Linked DNA regions of Homo sapiens: region 2 is linked to region 1. A link is a loop called in an ENCODE intact Hi-C map of the cell type or tissue named here. Cell type or tissue: PC-9. All regions are shown on one strand. Links, peaks and the distances in the headings refer to the core of each region. The heading gives the core; the rest is flanking DNA.

Evidence for each region. Hi-C counts contacts between places; a loop is a spot of excess contacts. Peaks named below come from ENCODE experiments on the same cell type or tissue, not always from the same donor. Only the 100,000 strongest peaks of a DNase experiment are listed, where the experiment ranks them.
Region 2: it touches region 1 in a loop (4-fold over the local background); 4 of 110 quality-filtered maps call a loop at or near these places.

What each region holds. Positions count from the first base shown.
Region 1 is chr16:1,980,748-1,990,781 of GRCh38, reverse strand. TBL3 (transducin beta like 3) reads right to left here. Exons shown (of 22, transcript NM_006453.3): 22 at 7,853-10,034. NOXO1 (NADPH oxidase organizer 1) reads left to right here and starts at 9,313. Exons shown (of 8, transcript NM_172167.3): 1 at 9,313-9,668; 2 at 9,763-9,843. The coding sequence starts at 9,603. It overlaps GFER (growth factor, augmenter of liver regeneration), which reads right to left and starts at 6,589. Exons shown (of 3, transcript NM_005262.3): 1 at 6,306-6,589; 2 at 5,839-6,035; 3 at 3,033-4,916. The coding sequence starts at 6,563. The coding sequence ends at 4,754. SYNGR3 (synaptogyrin 3) reads right to left here and starts at 812. Exons shown (of 4, transcript NM_004209.6): 1 at 581-812. The coding sequence starts at 679. RefSeq lists silencers at 393-512, 593-682, 6,298-6,837, 7,858-8,050 and enhancers at 1,275-1,854, 9,337-9,396, 9,873-10,034. In PC-9, for the core only: CTCF peaks have their summits at 6,963 and 7,235; DNase peaks (open chromatin) are centred at 5,231, 6,731, 7,081 and 8,551; H3K4me3 peaks cover 2,612 bases.
Region 2 is chr16:2,137,251-2,147,284 of GRCh38, reverse strand. No RefSeq gene overlaps it. Among named protein-coding and RNA genes, the nearest start is that of MIR3180-5, 6.1 kb to the right of the region's middle. RefSeq lists enhancers at 212-763, 3,413-4,164. In PC-9, for the core only: CTCF peaks have their summits at 6,307 and 6,509 (motif pointing right); a DNase peak (open chromatin) is centred at 6,484.

The sequences.
Region 1 (10,034 bases), core at 5,035-10,034:
GCAGGGCCCTCCCAGGGACGCCCCAGTGGGCTAGGCTGCTCCCAAACCTGCCTTCCACACCGCCGCCAGGAAGCCCTCCCAGCCCAGAGCCTCTCCTCCCTCAACTCACAGCTGGAACTGGGGGCCAGGGGACAGGCTCCCTGCCAAGGAGACCCGAGGGTGTGTGTGCGGGGGAAGGGGAGGCGCTTCTCGGTTCCCGTAGCCCCCTCCTGCCCCTCGGAGAATTCCGTCCCCACCCCGTCCCTGCTTCCAGGTCACGAGAACAGGAAAAACGGAGTAAGGGCTGCGGAAAGGGACTGAAATTAGACCCGGGGAGGAGGTAGGGGTAGAGGCGACCGGCGGTGACCTCTCAAGGTCCCTCTCCGGCGCCGCCGGCCCCTCCTCCGCCCGCAGGTGGGCGCGCCCTGCCCGGTGACGTCACCCCAACCTGAGGCCGGCGGGGGAGGGGCCGGCGAGGATGAGAGTGAGTGAGGTCGGGGGGCGAGAAGCAGGGGGCAGGGGGTAGGGGGCAGGGGGCTGGTAGGGGCCTGAAGGTCGCGAGGCAGGGGCGGGAGCGGGGGCCCGGGCAGGGACCACTCACCCAGGACGCGACCCGGAGCAGGGTCTGGGGCCGCCGCGCAAAGCTCACGGGGTCCAGGGCGGCCCCTGCGCGGCCCGCGCCGAAGGAGGCGCCCTCCATGGCCGGCCCGGGCGGGACGCGCGCCCCTGGCGCCTTCTGTCCGCCTGTCCGTCCGGCCGGCCCCGCCCGAGGCCGCTGCCGCTGCCGCTGATGCTGATGCTGATGCTACCAACGCTGCAGCCGCTGCCGCCTCCCGGGAGCGCGCGCCGGCCGCGGCGGGGACGCGCGGGACGGGGCGGGGCCGCGCCCGCGCCCCCCACTGGGTCCATGCGCGCGGGGCCGGGTCCCTCCTCTCCCTCCGCCGCGCCCACCTCCCATCCCCCACCCTCACCTGCCTGCCCCGGTCCCGAGATGGAGACCATCCTCAGGAACCCACCAGCCAGGTCCCCGGGGGCAGGGTGGGGCTCGGGTGCTGGGCGCAGACTTTGCTAGAGCCGGGAGGACAGACAGGAGGAGTCCGCTCCTCTGGGAAGGGCACTTGGGTGAGGGAGTAAAGGGGTAGGAGGTCCACGGGCTGCAGCATCTTCCCCCAACCCACGGGAGAGGGGACCGGCTCCCTGGCCCTGGTCCCAAGAAGACCAGATGGATAACTGGGGTCTTTCTCATGGCCCCCCACTGTGCTCTAGCTGCTATCACAGCTTCTAGCCTCTGGCGGGGAGGATCTGGTGGGAAGAAAGGCGTTGGCCCCAGGAGCACCTGTTGAGGGAGGGGACAGAGCCACCGTGGCCAGCGCCGCTGGGAGTGTTGGTTTCGGTGTCTCCGCTCCTTGCCCGTGGCCAGGTGGTGGTGCTCCCAATGCCCTCCCTACTCCTGGGTCTCCCCAGCGTACTTGCGGCGCCTAGTCTGGAATGGAGGGCAGGGAGCGGCATCAGAGACTAGGAGTCGGGTGGGGGTGGTGCCTGGCTGCCCTGTGTCCCGCTGAGTCCCCTCCACAGACCCCAGCCTTGGGTGCAACAAGGTCCCTCTCCTCATGTTCCTAGCAGGCTGGAAGTTCAGATGACTCCTAGGTTTCTGTCTAGAGCACTGAGATGTCTGCACTGACATTTACAGCGCCAAGCGCTTGACCTGTGTAGTGGCGGAGACTGTTACCACCCTGTACTTCAGATAATAAGCAACCCAGGTCCCTGCTACACGAGCCGGGTGCACAGATGGTGCTGCGTGGCCCAGCCCCCCTGGAGCTCATTCTTCAGCCTTGCTGGGCACAGGTGGGCAGAGCAGGTGTTGCCAGAGGCGCTACTCACTGTGTTCCAAGTCCATCACACTGTGCGTCCGATCACAACCCCTCTCACCTGTTGGCCACAGACCTCCCCTCTGTGTCATTCATTCTCTACTTCATCACTAACATCAGCACCCAGACATGCTGCACTTTCTCCTAAAAGCCAAACACTGTTGACCCCACCTCCCCTCCAGCTGCCTTACGTTACTGCTTCCTTTAGCAGCAAACTCTGCCTGCAACACCCTCCTCTCTCTCCCTCTGACCCGGCAGAATCAGCTCCCACCGCCACCTAAACTCAAGGTTGCCACTGACCTCTCCGTGCCAATCCCAAGGGCAAGTCTGATGCTGCTGTCGACTCATTTATTTCTTTAGTTATTTATTTATTTTTTGAGTTACAGTCGCACTCTGTTACCCAGGCTGGAGTGCAGTGGCGCAATCTTGGCTCACTGCAAGCTTTGCCTCAGGGGCTCAAGTGATTCTCCTACCTCAGCCACTGGAGTAGCTGGGATTCCAGGTGTGCCACCGCACCCAGCTAATTTTTTTTTTTTTTTTTTTTGTATTTTTAGTAGAGACGGGGTTTCGCCATGTTGACCAGGCTGGTCTCGAACTCCTGACTTCAAGTGATCTGCCCACCTTGGTTTCCCAAAGTGCTGGGATTACAGGCGTGAGCCACTATGCCCCTCCTGGAGGTCCTCCTCCCTCATGGGTCCTTCCTCTGTGACCTGTGAGCCTTAGGAGCCCAGGGCGCGATCCTGGGGAGGTCTCTCCCTCTGTGCTAACTCCTTTGGTCTGCGTGTCAACAGCTCTGGAACACCAGCTCAAGCCAGAACTTTTCCTTGCACTAGAGTTCCACTGGCCTGGATGCCTTCAAAAACAGACTCTGGCCTGGCGCAGTGGCTCACGCTTGTAATCTCAGCACCTTGGGAAGCTGAGGTGGGTGGTTCATGAGGTCAGGAGTTCAAGACCAGCCTGGCCAACACAGTGAAACCCTGTCTCTACTAAAAATACAAAAATTAGCAGGGGGTGGTGGTGGGCGCCTGTGATCCCAGCTGCTCGGGAGGCTGAGGCAGGAGAAATTGCTTGAACCCGGGAGATGGAGGTTGCAGTGAGCCGAGACTGCTCCACTGCACTCCAGCCTGGGCGACAGAGCTAGACTCTGTCTCAGAAAAACAAAACAACAACAAAAAGAAAAACAGATTCTAAGGCAAAGTGAAGTTTTATTCAGGAGTGAAACTTTAAGGAAGACAGGGAAAAAGGGAAGGCGGTGGGGGGGGCAGGGGGGCAGGGGAGGGACAGCAGATACAGGCGGTATGTTCCTAAGCTGAACACAGCCTTCCCAGAGGGCCCAGCTGCTTCCTGAGGCACTCACAGGCCTCGGGAAAGGCCAGAGAGAAGCGCGCTGTGTCTGGGCGAGGAAGGGACACCTCCTCTCCTGGCTGCCCCCCATCTCCCCTCTCTTATTTGTGCCACCTGGCCCCTCTGGGCAGCCTCTACAGAAGCCAGCAGCCGCACGGGGCCAATCTGGTGGGGACATAGCAGCTCCCTCCATGGAGGCCTGAGGCGGCCATGCCAAGGTGGGCCTGCGCCCAGGGAAAGGCTGAGACTCCTGGAGGATAGAGGTCCCTGGAGTTTTATGACCACAGGACACACTGTTGCTGGGCTGCTCTGGCTGGGGAGGCCCAAAGGCTGGGTCCCAGTCACCCCCCACCTTGCTGCACTCAGCCTTCTCCATCTCTGACCCACACGGCGGCTCCCAGCAGTCTCCTCGGACTCCATCCTCACCCCATGAGTTCTCTGGCTCTCCCTTTAACGTACCCCGCATCTGTCCCCGCCGTGGGGTGGGTCTTCCTCTTGGTGGTCACTCGGTGACTGCCCCGGCTTCCTCCCCACCCCTCCTGTTCCACCCTTACCTGCCTCATCCCAGCTCAGCAGCCAGAGGACCCTTCAAAGCCACATCACTCCATGCCATCCCCTGGCTCCAAACCCGCCAAGAACTTCCTGTCAGGGGAACTAGGGGTAGAAGCCATGGCTTTGCTGGGGCCTTGGAGACCTCGTGCCGTCTGGCCTCCCAGTACTCCTACATCAGCTACTCTGGCCCCCCTGCCCCAACCAATCAACGTCCTTGCTGTTCCTGGCTCACTCTCACCCTGTGGTCTCTCTCTCCTGAGGAACCAGGACCCCAGCAGGAAATGCAGCTGAGCACAGAGGGATGGAACAAGCCCTGTCTACTGCTTTATTAAGCCCCAGCAGAAAATATACTGAAGCCAGGTTCTCAGTCACTTCAGCGTTTCATTTGGGCTTCAAACTCTGATGAAGTGAGCCCCACGAATCCCCTGTGGACAGGCATGACACAACGCTGGCAGGCATGTGCCAGGCAGGGAGAGGGTAGGATGGCTGGTGGACCCTCAGAAAGACCCGACCTGAGCTTTCCCTGTAGGGACTGAGCAGAGTGGAGAATTGAGCCCCCTAAAGTGAGCAGCACAGAGCCATGGGGGGCAGGGGCATCCCTGGCTGCATAGTGGGAAGGCAATGGCCTGGCCGCCAGGGACAGGCACAGGGATGCCCAGCCAGGCCCGCTGTCTTCCCGTGTGAGGAGTGAGGCGCCAGGGTATGCGGTGGGCAGGAAGCTACATCCTGAATGTCAAGGGGCAGCCCAGGCTGCTCCTCCTTCCCTCCCCTGCAGTTCAGCTGCAGCTCCTTGGGGTCTCCACTGAGGAGGGGGCCAGTGGGTACCTGCTGTGGGCACCTCCACTTCTGCTCCAAACCTAAGAGGGGCAGGGCAGGTCCCCACAGGCAGTGTCCTGGGGACCACCCAACTGAGACACAACAGGCTCTGGCTGTGATGCACTTTAATGAGTGCCCTGCCCCTATCCAACCATGCCTGGCTAGCTGTCCCATGAGCTCTGGCTGACCACCCTCTAGTCACAGGAGCCATCCTTCCAGCCGTCGCGCCAGCGCTCATCCACTTTTGAGCAGTCGAAGTCAGGCTTGCCCAGCTTGCGGTTCACTTCATTGTGCAGGTGGCACAGCCACTGTGTGAAGCATGCCCGGGTGCGGGTGTCTGGGTGGTTCCTGCACAGCCTGTGTAGGGAGAGCAGGTAAAGAATGAGAGGACGCAGCGGCTCCACTGCCCCTGCCAGTTCCCTGTCTGCTGTCAAGGAAGGAGAGCTGGGGCACTGCTGTGAACTACACCTGGGAGTGCCCTTATGCTCCAAGGTACAGGCACTCCCAGAACAGGGCTGACCCTGCAGCTCCCCGGGTGTGATGAACTCCCAGGGCTGCGCAAACACCCACCTGGACAGCTTGGCAAACTCCAACGAGGCCTCAAGGCAACACATTACAGCACAGACCTGGCAATTTTATAAGCTCCTAACACCCAGGAAGCGGCATCCAGTGTCCCTGGCCTCAGGCAGAGTGTGGCCTGGGTGGGGCTGGGCACAGCCTTGTAACTGAAAACTGGACTTGTTTCTTAGCATCTGAGGGCAGGCCCTGGTGCGTCAGTTCAGCAAGAGACTTCATTCTAACTGACCAGCCTTATAGCAACAATGGCGGCTCTACCCTATACATCTGGCCTAGAAACACCTGCAAGGGCCAGTGCTGGCTCTTGGATCCCTCAGTGAGGAAGAGATGGCTCTTGGGAGCAAAAGCAGTGGATTTCCAAGATTTTAAAACCAGAAGTCCTACTCTAGAAGTCAGGCAAAGTGGAGTCTTCCCTAACTTGCGGGAAACCGCCTTCAGTGCCAGACAAGGCAGGGAATCCCTTCCTGGAAGCCCTGTGGCTGTGGCAGGAGCAGTACCCAGCAGCAGATCCCGACAGCTTGGCTTCTGAGACGAGAGGAGGAGGCTCAGATAGCCCCAGTCCTCACCTGTTGGAGGTCCCTGCTCCTCAGCAAACTTCTGCCACCTCTGCATCCGTTTCTCTACGTTCCCCGCTATAACGTCAGCCAGGAGCCCCAGGCCCAGGCTCCAGTGCAAAGCTCTGCTGCGTGCAAACACATCTTACCTTTTTCTTAGGTCTTCAGCACACTCCTCACAGGGGTAAAACTTAGAAAATAAATGTATGAACTGGGCCATGTCTTGCTGCTGTTCTGGGGTGGGCAGGTCGGGGTAGTAGGCGGCCAGGGTGTGGAGGACAGCCCAGCTGTGGCGGCCCAGTTCCTCGCGATCCGGCGGGCAGTCCTCCCTAAACTTGGTGTCCCGCTGCGGAAGCAGGCCGACCGAGAGTGAGTTCATTCTCCGAACAAAGGCGCCCAAAGCTCCCCACTGTACGGCCCAGCCGGTGGCCCACTGGACTCCGGCCAAAGTCCTGCAGACGATCCAACCCACGCGCGGATGAAGGCTGTAAGGCCGGGCCTACCCGGGGGGCAAGGTTCAGGGACAGGCAACCCTGGGAAGCTCTGCCGGGGTACCTGGGCGGGGGCGGGGACAGGGGCTGCGCGGGGCTGGGAGAAATCGGGCAGGGAACTGCACCTTCTGCTGCGTCCGCATCCACGTCTTGAAGTCGACGCAGGCCCGGCACGGCCGCCTCCGGGAGGCGTCCTCGGCGACAGGAGAATCGGAGGTCGGCGCCTGGGCTGGCGTCGAGGCCGAGGCGGCCGCGTCTCTCCGCCCCGCGCCCCGGCCCCGCGCGTCGGTCGCCAGGTCGTCCATCATCTCGGAGCGCGCGCCCCCCGGCAGGAAGAAGAGGTTCCCGCCGTGGAAGCGGCCCCGCTCGCCGGGCGCCGCCATGTTGCCCGCGCAAGGCCTGCCGGGTCAGCTCGGCCTCCAGATGAGCCTCCAGGTCAGCCTCCAGGCCAGCGCGCGGCCACAGGAGCCGGAGGCGCGCGCCGTGCTCGCGGGGGCCGGGCCCGAGCCGGGGCTGGGGGCAGAGTCGGGGGCGGTGCCTGCTTGCGGGCCCGTGTGGAGGCGGAGCCAGAGGCCGCGGCGCTGGCCGGGCCCGAGGACAGGGGCGGGGACGGAGCAGGAGGGTCGGACCCTGCTGGCGCCCTCAGGCGTCGATCCGCGGCGCACGCAGGGGTTGCGCCGTCCGTGGCGGCCGTCCCGCTTTCTCCAGTAAAAGAGCAGTGTGTGGCGCAAGGTGCGCCTCGGCCGCGCTGTGGACCCGAGCTGACACCCAGGCAAAGTCCGTGTTGCGGCCCGCGACGTCCCCATCGCTCCGTTCTGAGTGTCCTGCGTGCCTGCGGCCAGGCTTTGTGCCCTCCGCTGAGGGGCGCGTCCACCCGCTGGCTGCCAAGCGCTCTCTCAACGCGGGCCGGGCGTGACCGCACAGATTGCGGCGCGCGCTAGGGTCCTGGGCTCTTGTCCCCTCCCTGGCGCCATGGCAACGGGCGTCTGGCAACGCAGGGCGCGGCGCGGCCGCAGAGGGTTGGCGCGTGCCTTGGGCTCCCTGGCGCCCCTCGCCGGCTGTCGCGGATCCTAGAGCCTGGGATGAGGGGTCGGGCTCCCGGTTGGAGCGGCCTCTGGGATTCCTGTGCCTCCTTGCGTTCATTTATCCATTCCGCTATTATTTGCGCAGTGACCGCTCTGTTCCAAGCGCTGTTCCAAGTGCTGGGCAGAGCAGGGAACACAATTCTGTTCCCTGACCTTCTCTGTTCATAATCCAGTGGTCAAGACAGGAAAAAAAAACAAGGACTCACACTCATAAATGTTCACGTACAAACTGGTGGGTCCATGCAAGGGTGTAGTAAATCTGGAAGGCCTCCTTGAGGAGGTGACCCTTTCTGAAGGATGAGGAATCAGCTGAGGAGCGCCTTCGAGACCAAGCCCAAGGTGGCAGGGTCTTGGCATTTTGCAGGAACAAAAACGCCAGTGGGACGCTAGGGAGGGTTGTAAGGTGGGAGGGGAGATCCAGGGACGGACAGGGGCCCACCAAAGACTTGGTCGGCAGCTTCGGGGATTGGGAATTTATTATAACGGTAGGAGGGAAGATGCTAGACAGTTTTGGGCAAGGTTACCCAATCTGATCCCATTTCAGTTTGCTGCAGATTCCGCTGGCTATCATATGGGGAGTGGATTTCTTTTTTTTTTTTGAGACAGGGTCTTGTTCCGTTACCCAGGGTGGAGTGCAGTGGCGCGATCTTGTTCACTGCAGCCGCGACTGCTTAGGCTCAAGTGATCTCCCACCTCAGCCTCCCAAGTAGACTACAGGCACACGCCACCACGCCCAGCTAATTTTTGTATTTTTGGGGGGCACAGATGGAGGTCTCAACATGTTGCCCAGACTGGTCTCGAACTCCTGAGCTCAAGCAATCCCCCTGCCTCGGCCTCCCAAAGTACTTGGATTACAGGTGAGGCACTGTGTCTGTCCTTGGAGTGGATTTTGTAGGGGCAAGTGAGGAGCATACAGATGGAGGGTGGGGTGTACTATTCAGGCAAGAAAAGAGGGTAGGGGAGGAAAAAGTGGAAACCATGCAGGGCTGATGGGGTGTGGGGCAGGAGCTGTCAGCTGGGGTAGGCAGGTGGCCTCAGAATCCCTCTAGGCCTCTGCTTGTGAATAAATCCTCCCCAGCTTCTCCTGTCTTCCAGGGGAGCAAGGTCTCCCCTGGGTTCACACGCTGGACCCCACCAGGTCAGCTGGGCCCTCAGCTGAGACAGGGAGAAGGTGACAGCTGGCTGGGGGAACCCTGCAAATCAGCCCTATGTGAGCAGGTGTTCATTGCCCATGCCAAGACCAGGGACAGCTTGAGGGCATGAGAGAGAGTGCTGGTGGGACAGACACACAAAGGCCCTTTGTTGCAGCCAGGGCAGCTTCCTGGAGGGATGCCTTAGAGGCTGACTGCTCCCTGAAGGGGCTGGAGTAGGTGCATCCCAACACAGAACTGGTGGCCCCAGCACGAGGAAAAACCACTGTGTGCCAGGGTTGAATGTGGCTTCCGAAGCCCGAACTATAAGGAAGCAGCCAGAGAGGTGGGGCACCTGGGCGAGCCTCTGCCCAGGCCATGTTTGCAGTAAGTCATGGCAAATCGTGAATTGAGAGGTGGTTCTCAAAACAGCCCTAGTGACCACTTCCCTGACCACCACCCCCACCCACCAAATGCCAGTGACTGCACAGATGGGCCCTCTTTCTCCTACCCCAAGTCTCCTCACTGCAGGGGAACCCCTGGGGTGAGCCTGTGAGGTCTGCCCCTCCCCCAGCATGTATAGAACAGCTCACAATAATTACGCATTTAACACACATTTCCTCCTCTATGAGTTGGGGACATTAAGAGACCTTTCCTCCAGCATTAGGATTAAGTCAGACAAAGCACTTAAAGCTGTAAGCACTGAGTCCTTGGTTCTGCACAGAAATCCCCAGGCCAGTTCAAAGTTGTTGGGCGCACCCTGGCAGGGCAATTACCTCACAGGGTAGGGGAATCCAGAGAGGTGGGCAGGACAGGTGGCGCTTTGATTAGCCCTGCCTTCTCCTCCCTCCTCCTGTGGCCAGAGGCAGGCAGGAGGGCCCCAGGCAGCAGTCCCGCCTACCCTTCGCCCCTTCTTCAGTCTTGCACGCCTCCAGGGCTGGAAAGCTCATTCTTCTTCTTCCTCCCAGCAGCTCTGCCTGGAAGTCCCCCAATCCCTGTGCTCCTGCCCCCAGATCGTGGGCTTGGGGGACAGCAAGAAAGCTGCAAAGGACTCAGCTGGGGCGGCTCCACAAGGACCCCACAGGCTTGAGGTGTTGCCAGGATTCTATCCCAGGGGGTTTTCTGGGTCCCCCAGAGCCCTCTCAAGCACGGGGAGGCAGAAGGGTCCTCGCCCATTTCAGGAATCTGCAGCCTGGAAGCCACAGCCATGGCAGGCCCCCGATACCCAGTTTCAGTGCAAGGGGCAGCCCTGGTGCAGATCAAGAGGCTCCAAGTAAGACCTGGCTGGGTCCTTAGTGGCCCCAAGGGATAGGAAGGGGGTGCCTGGACCAGCACCTCCACGGCACTCCCAACTTTTTGTCCCCCAGACGTTTGCCTTCTCTGTGCGCTGGTCAGACGGCAGCGACACCTTCGTGCGCAGGAGTTGGGACGAATTCAGGCAGCTCAAGGTGAGTGACCCTGGGCCACCCTGATGCCGCGGTGGCGGCTTCCCCACGCGGCTGCCTCCCACTGGACTGCCTCCCATCAGTGACTCCCACTGGAGGCCCTTCGTCCCTGCTGAAGCTCCCAGCCCCTGCCATCCGGGTGAGGGACCCCGCCCTCTCAAGGGTGCACAGTGGGCTCTGGAAGACCAATGCCC
Region 2 (10,034 bases), core at 4,466-9,465, 160 kb before region 1:
AAACCGTCCCATGGCAGAAATCCCTGTAGACTTAATCCCCAGGAACCTGGCAGAGCTGGGGGTCAAACCCGGAAGCCCTCTCAGAACCCTTCCTTGTCTCACTCCTCTGGCCCCCCAGCTCTTCCAGACCAACCCCCAGTGTGTGTGCACTGGGCCTGGGTAGAGGCATTTAGCTTCTGCAGCTGCAGCCCTGGGGACTCCAGGTGTCCACCCGCGCTACAAGGCCTCTTTCAGGATGGCTGGCCCAGGGTCTGAGCTGGGGGCCTCAGCAGCTGCTGTGCACTGGCCCCAGGGTCCTGGGCAGTGGACTCCCAGTCCAGTGGACCCCGTCCTGCCAGCTGCTGCTCAGGTACCCCCAGGGCGCGGGCAGCAGGAGGAGTTGGGTGCAAGTAGGGCATCCTGCAGGGGGAGGAGTGCGGATGGGGCCCCCAGGAAGAGAAGGAGGCAGGCGCGCTGGAGAAAGTGGGAGGCCAGGCGGGGAGGGGAGCCTTGAGAGAGCAGAGGAAACGGGCTTGCGCTGGCAACCTTTAAAATTAGGAGAGTTTACATAAAAATCCAAGTCTCTGGTTTCTCTTGAAAATGGGGAGCTCTGGGTGCCTGCATCACAGACCCCTCTCTTGGCTTCCAGCAGGCCTCGGAATCTTTGATCATTATGTCTCTTGGTTGCTGTGTTTGCCATCTGTTTCACCCTCTGGAGTGTAAGCTCTCCGGGCACAGGAAGCAGCTTGTCTTGGTCAACTGCTGTCCCCAGCAGCCAGCTCTGGGCCTCCATAAGCAGTTATTAAATTGGTGAAAGAGGTGTGGTGGCTCACGCCTGTAATCCCAGCACTTTGGGAGGCTGAGCAGGCAGATCACTTGAGGCCAGGAGTTTGAGACCAGCCTGGCCAACATGGTGAAACCCCGTCTCTACTAAAAATACAAAAATTAGCTGGGCCTGGTGGCATACGCCTGTAATCCCAGCTACTCGGGAGGCTGAGGCAGGAGAATCGCTTGACCCCAGGAGGAGGAGGTTGCAGTGAGCTGAGATTGTGCTGTTGCATTCCAGCCTGGGTGACAGAGCGAGACTCTGGGGAAAAAAAAAAGAAAGAAAAGAAAAGAGAAAGAAATGTGACTTAGAAACACAGGCCTCACTTCAGGAGGACATGTCCTTGCTAACAAAGATTTAAGGCAAGTGTGATCAGTAGTGAGGGCAAGGCTTCTGGGGGAGGGAGGGTTTGCACTGGGCTTTGAGGATTGAGCTAGAGTCCGACACGAGAGAGAAAGACAGTCCCCAGGTGGAGGGAGTCAATATGCATAGGCTGAGAGTGCTAGGAGATGGGCACTTTGTGCCGAGGTGGCCAAAGTGTGGCCCAGTTCCTTGGAGGAAACGGGAGGTAATCAAGCTGGTAAGGTAGGATGGGGTCAGCTGGGAAGGGAAACCTGAGTGTTATTCCTAGGAGCTTGGAAATTGTACAGCGGGAAGTAGAGAGCTGTGCGTGGCTTTTGAGCAGAACAACAGAGGACGCTGTGCTACAGGAATATTGGGGACTGGCAGGAGGGGATGGATGGTGGAGCCTGTAGGCCTGGAGATGAGATTGATGGGGGTTGCAGTCACCCAGGGGAGGGATAATAGGAACAGAGAGGACCTTCAGGAAAGAAGCTGTAGGCCTGGAGGCAGGGAGGGGAGGGTCAGAGTCCATGCCCATGGGCAGAGACCAGTGGGATGCTGCAGTGGGTTAAAGATGGATTAAACCCCAGCACTTTGGGAGGCCGGGGCGGGCGGATCACCTGAGATCGGGAGTTCGAGACCAGCCTGGCCAACATGGAGAAACCCCGTCTCTACTAAAAATACAAAATTAGCCAGGTGTGGTGGCGGGCGCCTGTAGTCCCAGCTACTCAGGAGGCTGAGGCAGGAGAATCGCTTGAACCCAGGAGGCGGAGGTTGTGGTGAGCCGAGATCGCGCCATCGTACTCCAGCCTGGGCGACAAGAGCGAAACTTGGTCTCCACAAAAAAAAAAAAAAAAAAGGCCGGGCGCGGTGGCTCACGCCTGTAATCCCAGCAGCACTTTGGGAGGCCGAGGCAGGCAGACCACGAGGTCAGGAGATCAAGACCATCCTGGCTAACACAGTGAAACCCTGTCTCTACTAAAAATACAAAAAATTAGCCGGGTGTGGTGGCGGGCGCCTGTAGTCCCAGCTACTCGGGAGGCTGCGGCAGCAGAATGGCGTGAACCCGGGAGGTGGAACTTGCAGTGAGCGGAGATCGCACCACCACACTCCAGCCTGGGCGACGGAACAAGACTCCATCTCAAAAAACAACAACAACAACAACAAATAAAACTAGAAAAACTAGAACAGGCAGCCAGCGAGGGCAAGGCGGGGGCCGGCGAGGGCAAGGCGGGGGCCGGCGAGGGCAAGGCGGGGGCCGGCATGGTGGGAAAGTTCAGCAGGGAGGCCTTGGGATGTCCGGATTCTTGGCATCTTCAGACCTGGAGAAGAGAGGAGTCCTGTGGGCCAGGGCAGGTCCCTGAGACAGGGTCCGAGTTTGAGATGGGCCCTGGGAGCTGGGGGCGGAGAGTGAGGTCCGTGTTCCCCTGGGAGGGGTGCTACAGCCCCCCACCCTTCTGGTGCAGAGCTGGCTCTTCCAGGGAGGGGAAGGTCTCCACGGGTTCCTGTCCTCGAGCGGAGAGAGCGCCCTGGGTCTCCTTGGGGCCTTGCTCTGGGACTTTCGCTCCTGTTACCTTCTGACGGCCCGGCCCCCTGGCATCCTTACACCGTGCCCTCTAACTCCTGCCAGTTCCTTCTGACCGTCCTGGGTGTCTGGAAGGATGTGTGCTGTGAGCCCCCAGCCAAAACGACCCCTGGGAGCCATGGATCAGGACAGTCTCTTTCTGGCCCCCATTTTCCAGCCTCTTCCCTACACTCTGCCCCCAGAGTGGGGCCCTCGGGCTGGCCCTTGTGTGCCAGGAGAGGGGGCGCAGGCACGAGTGAGGCCTCCTCAGGCTTCCAGACTCTGCCTGGAGCCCCACCCTCAAGGGAGCCTGCCCTGGCTCCTCCTGCCCCACTTCTGGCTCCCTGGATGCTCTCCAGCCCTTCCCCAGCGGCTGCATGGCCGCTGTAGCAGCCTGGGAGCCTCCTGAGGACAGGGCCCTGTCCTGCCTACTCCTGTTCCCGCCAGGCACTCGAGCGAGAGCTCTGTGGCTGAGCAGCAGAGAGCTGGGTTGGACTTCAAGGGGCTCTTAGCAAGCCAGGGAGTGGCAAAGCCGCCACGGCCTGTGCCCCCAGGGCACCTCCCAAGACCCTCCTCTGGAGCTCAGCGGTCTGTGCCCTCCGCGGGGTCCCCGGCTTGCTATGTGCCCCTGGGCACGTGGCATTCCCTGTCTGGGCCTGCTCCCCTCTCCATGAAATGAGGGGGCAGGAGGAGCCGATCTCTGAGGTCCCTTCCAGCTCAAACACCTTATGTTCTATGAAATCCGTGTGAACGTTGCCATGGAGACGTTGGAGGAACTGCGGCAGCACTGAACGCAACTTCCACCCGAGAGAGGAGCACTGAGTCACCCCAGCACGTGGGTGACATCACAGGTAAGCTCTCTCCGGTGTCCAGGTGTGCAGCAGTCTGGTGTCCTCCTGAGAGGTCACCCCCCTTCAGCCTGCTCACCATGGTGGCCCTGAGGCCCTACCGGGTGGGTCGGGACAAACAGGTGTCCATCCCTGCCCGAATGGGGACCCTTTGTCTGTTGCCTGCAGACGTGACCACAGTGACTCAGGTGCTCCCAGACGGGAAGGCAGCAGAGGTGATCTGCCACACAGAAGATGAGCTAACGGGGGAGTCATGTGCGCCTCTGTGGCTGTCAGAGCAGTATCCTCACTCCTACGGAGCCAGTTGCCTGCTCTCAGCAGTGCTGGCTTCCTGCGCCTGAGCTGAGTGAGGGTGTCCGCTTAGCCATTGGAGGAGGCAGCATCAGGGCTCCTGGCTGCAGGCTCTCCCGGCAGCCTCAGAGTGACACACATGGCCTCACGGCAGGTGCAGGGATCCCTGTCGATGAACAAAACAGACCCCTGCGTAACCGTAACAATCACTGACTACCCCGGACTGCACCAAGTGCTTTCCTTGCAACGTTTCTCTCTTTTTTTTTTTGAGATGGAGTCTTGCTGTGTCACTCAGGCTGGAGTGCAATGGCGCCATCTCGATCTCGGCTCACTACAACCTCTGCCTCCCAGGTTCAGGCAATTCTCCTGCCTCAGCCTTCCGAGTAGCTGGGATTACAAGTGTCCACCACCACGCCCGGCTAATTTTTGTATTTTAGTAGAGACAGGGTTTCACCATGTTGGCCAGGCTGGTCTTGAACTCCTAACCTCAGGTGATCCACCCGCCTCGGCCTCCCAAAGTGCTGGGATTACAGGTGCCCACCACCACGCCTGGCTAATTGTTTTTTTTTTTTTTTTTTTTTTTTGAGACGGAGTCTGGCTCTCGCCCAGGCTGGAGTACAATGGTGCGATCTCGGCTCACTGCAAGTTCCACCTCCCGGGTTCACACCATTCTCCTGCCTCAGCCTCCCGAGTAGCTGGGACTACAGGTGCCCGGCACCACACCCGGCTAATTTTTGTTTTTGTATTTTAGTTGAGACAGGGTTTCACCGTGTTAGCCAGGATGGTCTGGATCTTCTGACCTCGTGATTCACCTGCCTCGGCTTCCCAAAGTGCTGGGATTACAGGCGTGAGCCACCGCACCCTGCCCTTTTTTTTTTTTTTTTTTTTTTGAGATAGGGTCTCACTCTGTTACCCAGACTGAAGTGCAGTGGTGCGGTTCCGACTCACTGTAGCCTTGAACTCTTGGGTTCAAGCAATCTTCCCACTTCAGTCTCCCAGCAATTTTTTAGTTTTTTTTATAGAGATGGGGGACTCACTATTGTCCAGGCTGGTCTTGAACTCCTGGGCTCAAGGGATCCTCCCGCCTTAGCCTCCCAAGATGTTGGGATTACAGGCGTCAGCCACCGCGCCCAGCCTTGTTTTGTAAGAGTCTAAATTAAATCACAATTATCTGATTCTTCCACATTTGATAGAACTTGTCCACAAAAAGATCTGGATTAAGTGTCTTTTCCTGACATGGCTTTTGATACGTTTTCAATGTGTTCTTTTGTTATTGGTCTATTTGGGGTTTTAATTTTTTCTAGAATTGGTTTTTACAGTTTGTAACATATAAGCATCCCATATAGATTTCAAAAATGTAGGCAAACAATTGCACATAATTTTCTTTTATAATTTTTAACTTTTTTCATCTCTGTGAATAAACCTTCATTCTTCATCTGAATGTCCCATATTTTCTTTTTCTCTCTCCTTTTCTCTCAGTCACACTTACCAGAAGTTTTTCCTAGAAAAATCTTAGCAACTATATCTATTAAATAGCTCGATTTTATTCATCAATTCTACTCTTTCTTTTTTTTTTTTTTTTTGAGGCCCAGCCTACTCTTTCTTTTAAAGTAACTAATTTCTGCTCTTTACTTTCTAATTTCCTTCCATCTTTTTTGGGGGGTTTATTTTACAGGTGTTTTTCTAGAATGTTGAAATAAATACTTAATTTATATATTGGTTTGATTCTTCATGCTAACTAATAAAAACAAGTGAAGTTATCCGTTTCTCTCCATGTATAACTTTGACTGCATCCCCATAGATTTTCTATGATGTTTGCTCATTACTATTCATTTCCTTTTTTTTTTTTTCCTTCTTTTTTGAGACAGAGTCTCGCTCTGTCACCCAGGCTGGAGTGCAGTGGCATGATCTCAGCTCACTGCAACCTCCACTTCCAGGGTTCAAGTAATTCTCCTGCCTCAGCCTCCCTAGAAGCTGGGATTACAGGCATGTGCCCCCACGCTCTGCTAATTTTTGTATTTTTAGTAGAGACAGGGTCTCACCATGTTGGCCAGGTTGGTCTTGAACTCCTGACCTCTGGTGATCCGCCTGGCTTGGCCTCCCAAAGTGCTAGGATTACAGTCATGAGCCACCCCACCCAGCCTATTCATTTCTATATGCTCTACTTTTTATTTATTTATTTTTTGAGACACGGTCTCACTCTGTTGCCCAGGTTGGAGTGCAGTGGCACGATCTCAGCACACTGCAACCTCCCCATCCCGGGTTCAAGCGATTCTCCTGCCTCAGCCTCCCAAGTAGCTGGGAATACAGGCCTGCATCCCCACACCCAGCTAATTTTTGTATTTTTGGTAGAGATGGGGTTTTGCGATGTTGGCCAGGCTGGTCTTGAACTCCTGACCTCAAGTGATCCACCCACCTCGGCCTCCTGTAGTGCTGGGATTACAGGCGTGAGCCACCGCACCCAGTCCATGATTTCCATCTTTACCTTTCAGTGATCTGGGCTGTCAGGGTGTCCAGCTGTCCTGTGACCCTCTGCGGATGGTTCTTCCGGCCTCTCTACTCAGGTGGGAGTCCCTGAATTAGGCTGTGCTTGTGGGAGCTTCAGTTTTGATCTGGTTTCAAGATTTGATGCAGTGAGCAAGTGAAAGTACCCAAGAGAGCCTCTAGGGGGCGGTGGTGTTTAAGGCCACGTTCTTTTTTTTCTTTTCTTTTCTTTTCTTTTTTTTTTTGAGATGGAGTCTACCTTTGTCACCAGACTGGAGCGCAGTGGCGCGATCTCGGCTCACTGCAACCTCCACCTCCTGGGTTCAAGCTATTCTCCTGCCTCAGCCTCCCGAGTAGCTGGGATTACAGGCACACACCGCCACACCCAGCTAATTTTTGTATTTTTAGTAGAGACAGGGTTTCACCACGTTGGCCAGGATGGTCTCCATCCCCTGACCTGGTGATCCACTCACCTCGGCCTCCCAAAGTACTGGGATTACAGGCGTGAGCCACCGCGTCCGGCCAAAGGCCACGTTCTTATCTAAGCTTTTCCTCTGACCTTGCCTAACATCTGTAATGCCAAAATAGTTAACACGCCCTGTTTTGTGTACAATACAGCTTATTAACTGTGCTACTCAAAGTCTCTATATCTTTACTGACATAAAAAAATTGTCTCTTTGGCCGGGTACGGTGGCTCACGCTTGTAATCCCAGCACTTTGGAAGGCCGAGGCAGGTGGATCACTTGAAGCCAGGAGTTAGAGACCAACCTGGCCAGCATGGTGAAACCCTGTCTCTACTAAAATTACAAAAATTAGCCAGGTGTGGTGGTGCACGCCTGTAATCTCAGCTACTCAGGAGGCTGAGGCACGAGAATCACTTGAACCTGGGAGGCAGATGTTGTGGTGAGCTGAGATCGTGCCACTGCACTCCAACATCCTGGGCAACAGAGCGAGATTCTGTTTCAAAAGAAAAAAAAAATTGTCTCTCTCTCTTTCTTTTTTTTTTTAGACAGGATCTCACTCTGTCATGTAGGCTGGAGTGCAGTGGTGCCATCATGGCTTACTGCAGCCTTGACCTTCTGGGCTCAAGTGAGCCTCCCACCTCATCCTCCCAAATAACTGGGACCACAGGCGAGCTCCGCTATGCCTGGCTAATTTTTTGTTTGTATTTTTTGTAGAAATGGGGTCTCTTGGCTGGGCGCGGTGGCTCACACCTGTAATCCCAGCACTTTGGGAGGCCAAGGCGGGTGGATCACGAGGTCAGGAGATCGAGACCATCCTGGCTAACACGGTGAAACTCTGTCTCTACTAAAAATACAAAAAATTCTCCGGGCGTGGTGGCGGGCGCCTGTAGTCCCATCTACTCGGGAGGCGAGGCAGGAGAACGGCGTGCGCCCGGGAGGCGGAGCTTGCAGTGAGCCGAAATCGCGCCACTGCACTCCAGCCTGGGTGGCAGAGCGAGACTCCGTCTCAAAAAAAGAAAAAACAACAAACAAAAAAAAAGAAATGGGGTCTCTCTGTGTTGTCCAGGCTGGCCTCAGTGATCCTCCTTCCTTGGCCTCCCAAAGTTCTGGGATTACAGGCATGAACCACTGTGTCCAGACAAAAATTGATCTGTAAACTTTTTGAGACAGCATCTCACCCTGTTCCCCAGGCTGGAGTGCAGTGGTGTGATCATGGCTCACTGCAGCGTCAACCTCCTGGGTCTACTTGATCCTTCTTCGAGGGAAGGTGTAATAAACCCTCCTGCAATGTCTTTGTTTTTCAAAATCTTTGTATTTCACAGTTTAGCTTCGTGGGTTGATGTTCTATTTTGTTTTTGTGTGTGTGTGTGTGTGTTTTGTGTTTTTTTTTGAGACACAGTCTTGCTCTTGTTGCCCAGGCTGGAGTGCAATGGTGTGATCTTGGCTCACTGCAACTTCCACCTCTTGGGTTCAAGAGATTCTCCTGCCTCAGCCTTCCGAGTAGCTAGGATTACAGGCGCCGCCACCACACCCCGCTAATTTTGTATTTTTAGTAGAGATGGGGTTTCTCCATATTGGTCAGGCTGGTCTCAAACTCCCGACCTCAGGTGATCCGCCCACCTCAGCCTCCCAAAATGCTGGGATTACAGGCGTGAGTCACCGCACCTGGCCAATGTTCTATTTTTGAGAACACAACAGTTCATAATATATTCTACATAGACCATACCTGTTATGTGTAGATAAACAGACTCTTTTCCCATTTAACACCTTTTGCCTTAGGTTTATTTTTCTGGTATCAATACTGGCACACTTACTTTGTTTGCAGTTTCCTGTCTTTTTTTTTTTTTTTTTTTTTTTTGAGACAGAGTCTCACTCTGTCACCCAGGCTGGAGTGAAGTGGCGGGATCTCGGCTCACTGCAACCTCTACCTCCTGGGTTCATGCGATTCTCCTGCCTCAGCTTCCCGAATAGCTGAGACCACAACTGTGTGCCACCATGCCCAGCCAATTTTTGTATTTTTAGTAGACACGGGGTTTCACCATACTGGCCAGGATGGCTCAATCTCTTGACCTCGTGATCCACCTGCCTCCGCCTCCCAAAGTGCTGGGATTACAGGCATGAGCCACTGTGCCTGGCCTTTTTTTTTCTTTTTGAGATGGAGTCTCACTCTGTCACCCAGGCTGGAGTGCAGTGGGGTAACCTCAGGTCACTGCGACCTCCGCCTCCCGGGTTCCAGTGATTCTCCTGCCTCAGCCTCCCGAGTAGCTGGGATTACAGGCACCCACCACCATGCCTGGCTAATTTTTGTATTTTTAGTAGAGACGGGGTTTTGCCACGTTGGCCAGGTTGGTCTCGAACTCTTGGCCTCATGTGACCCGCCTGCCTTGGCCTCCCAAAGTGCTGGGATTACAGGTGTGAGCCACTGTGCCTGGCCTGGCTTTCTTGTTTCTTTTCTCCTCTTCTAGTTTCCCCCTTTTAGGCTAACAATTATTCACTGTTAATAAAAACCCTCAGGTCTGTATTTTATCAAGAAACATTTCCCTCACGTCTTCTTCCCTGAACCAAACAAGATCTCTGGCACATTTTATTTGCTCTGTCTCACCACATGGATTTTGTTTTTTTGTTTCTTTGTTTTTTGAGATGGAGTCTCACTCTTGTTGCCCAGGCTGGAGTGCCATGGCACAATCTCAGCTCACTGCAACCTCCACCTCCTGGGTTCAAGCGATTCTCCTGTCTCAGCCTCCTGAGTAGCTGGGATTACAGGCGCGTGGCACCACCCCCAGCTAATTTTTGTATTTTTAGTAGAGACGGGGTTTCACCATGTTGGTCAGGCTGGTCTCGAACTCCTGACCTTGTGATCTGCCCACCTTGGCCTCCCAAAGTGCTGGGATTACAGGCATGAGCCACCACGCCCGGCCCCCATGGTTTTTCAAATAGTTTAGAATTTCATTTCCAGGTAACTAATTTGCTTCTTTAAACATATGTCTTTTCTATTTAAGAAATCCTTTCTAAACAATTGCATTTTATTCCACAACCGCCTTCAAACAATCATTGAGACTTGGTTAATCTGTTTTGCTCATTTGGCAGCAGTTTCTTGTGGCTGTTTCTTCCCTCCACTGGAGTCCTTGAATCTTAAGTCTGTCATTTGACTGCAATTAAAAGCTGGGTTTGGAATACAATCGCAGCCTTACCATCCACCTGCTGTGTGACCTGGTAAATTTCTTTTTTTTTTTTTG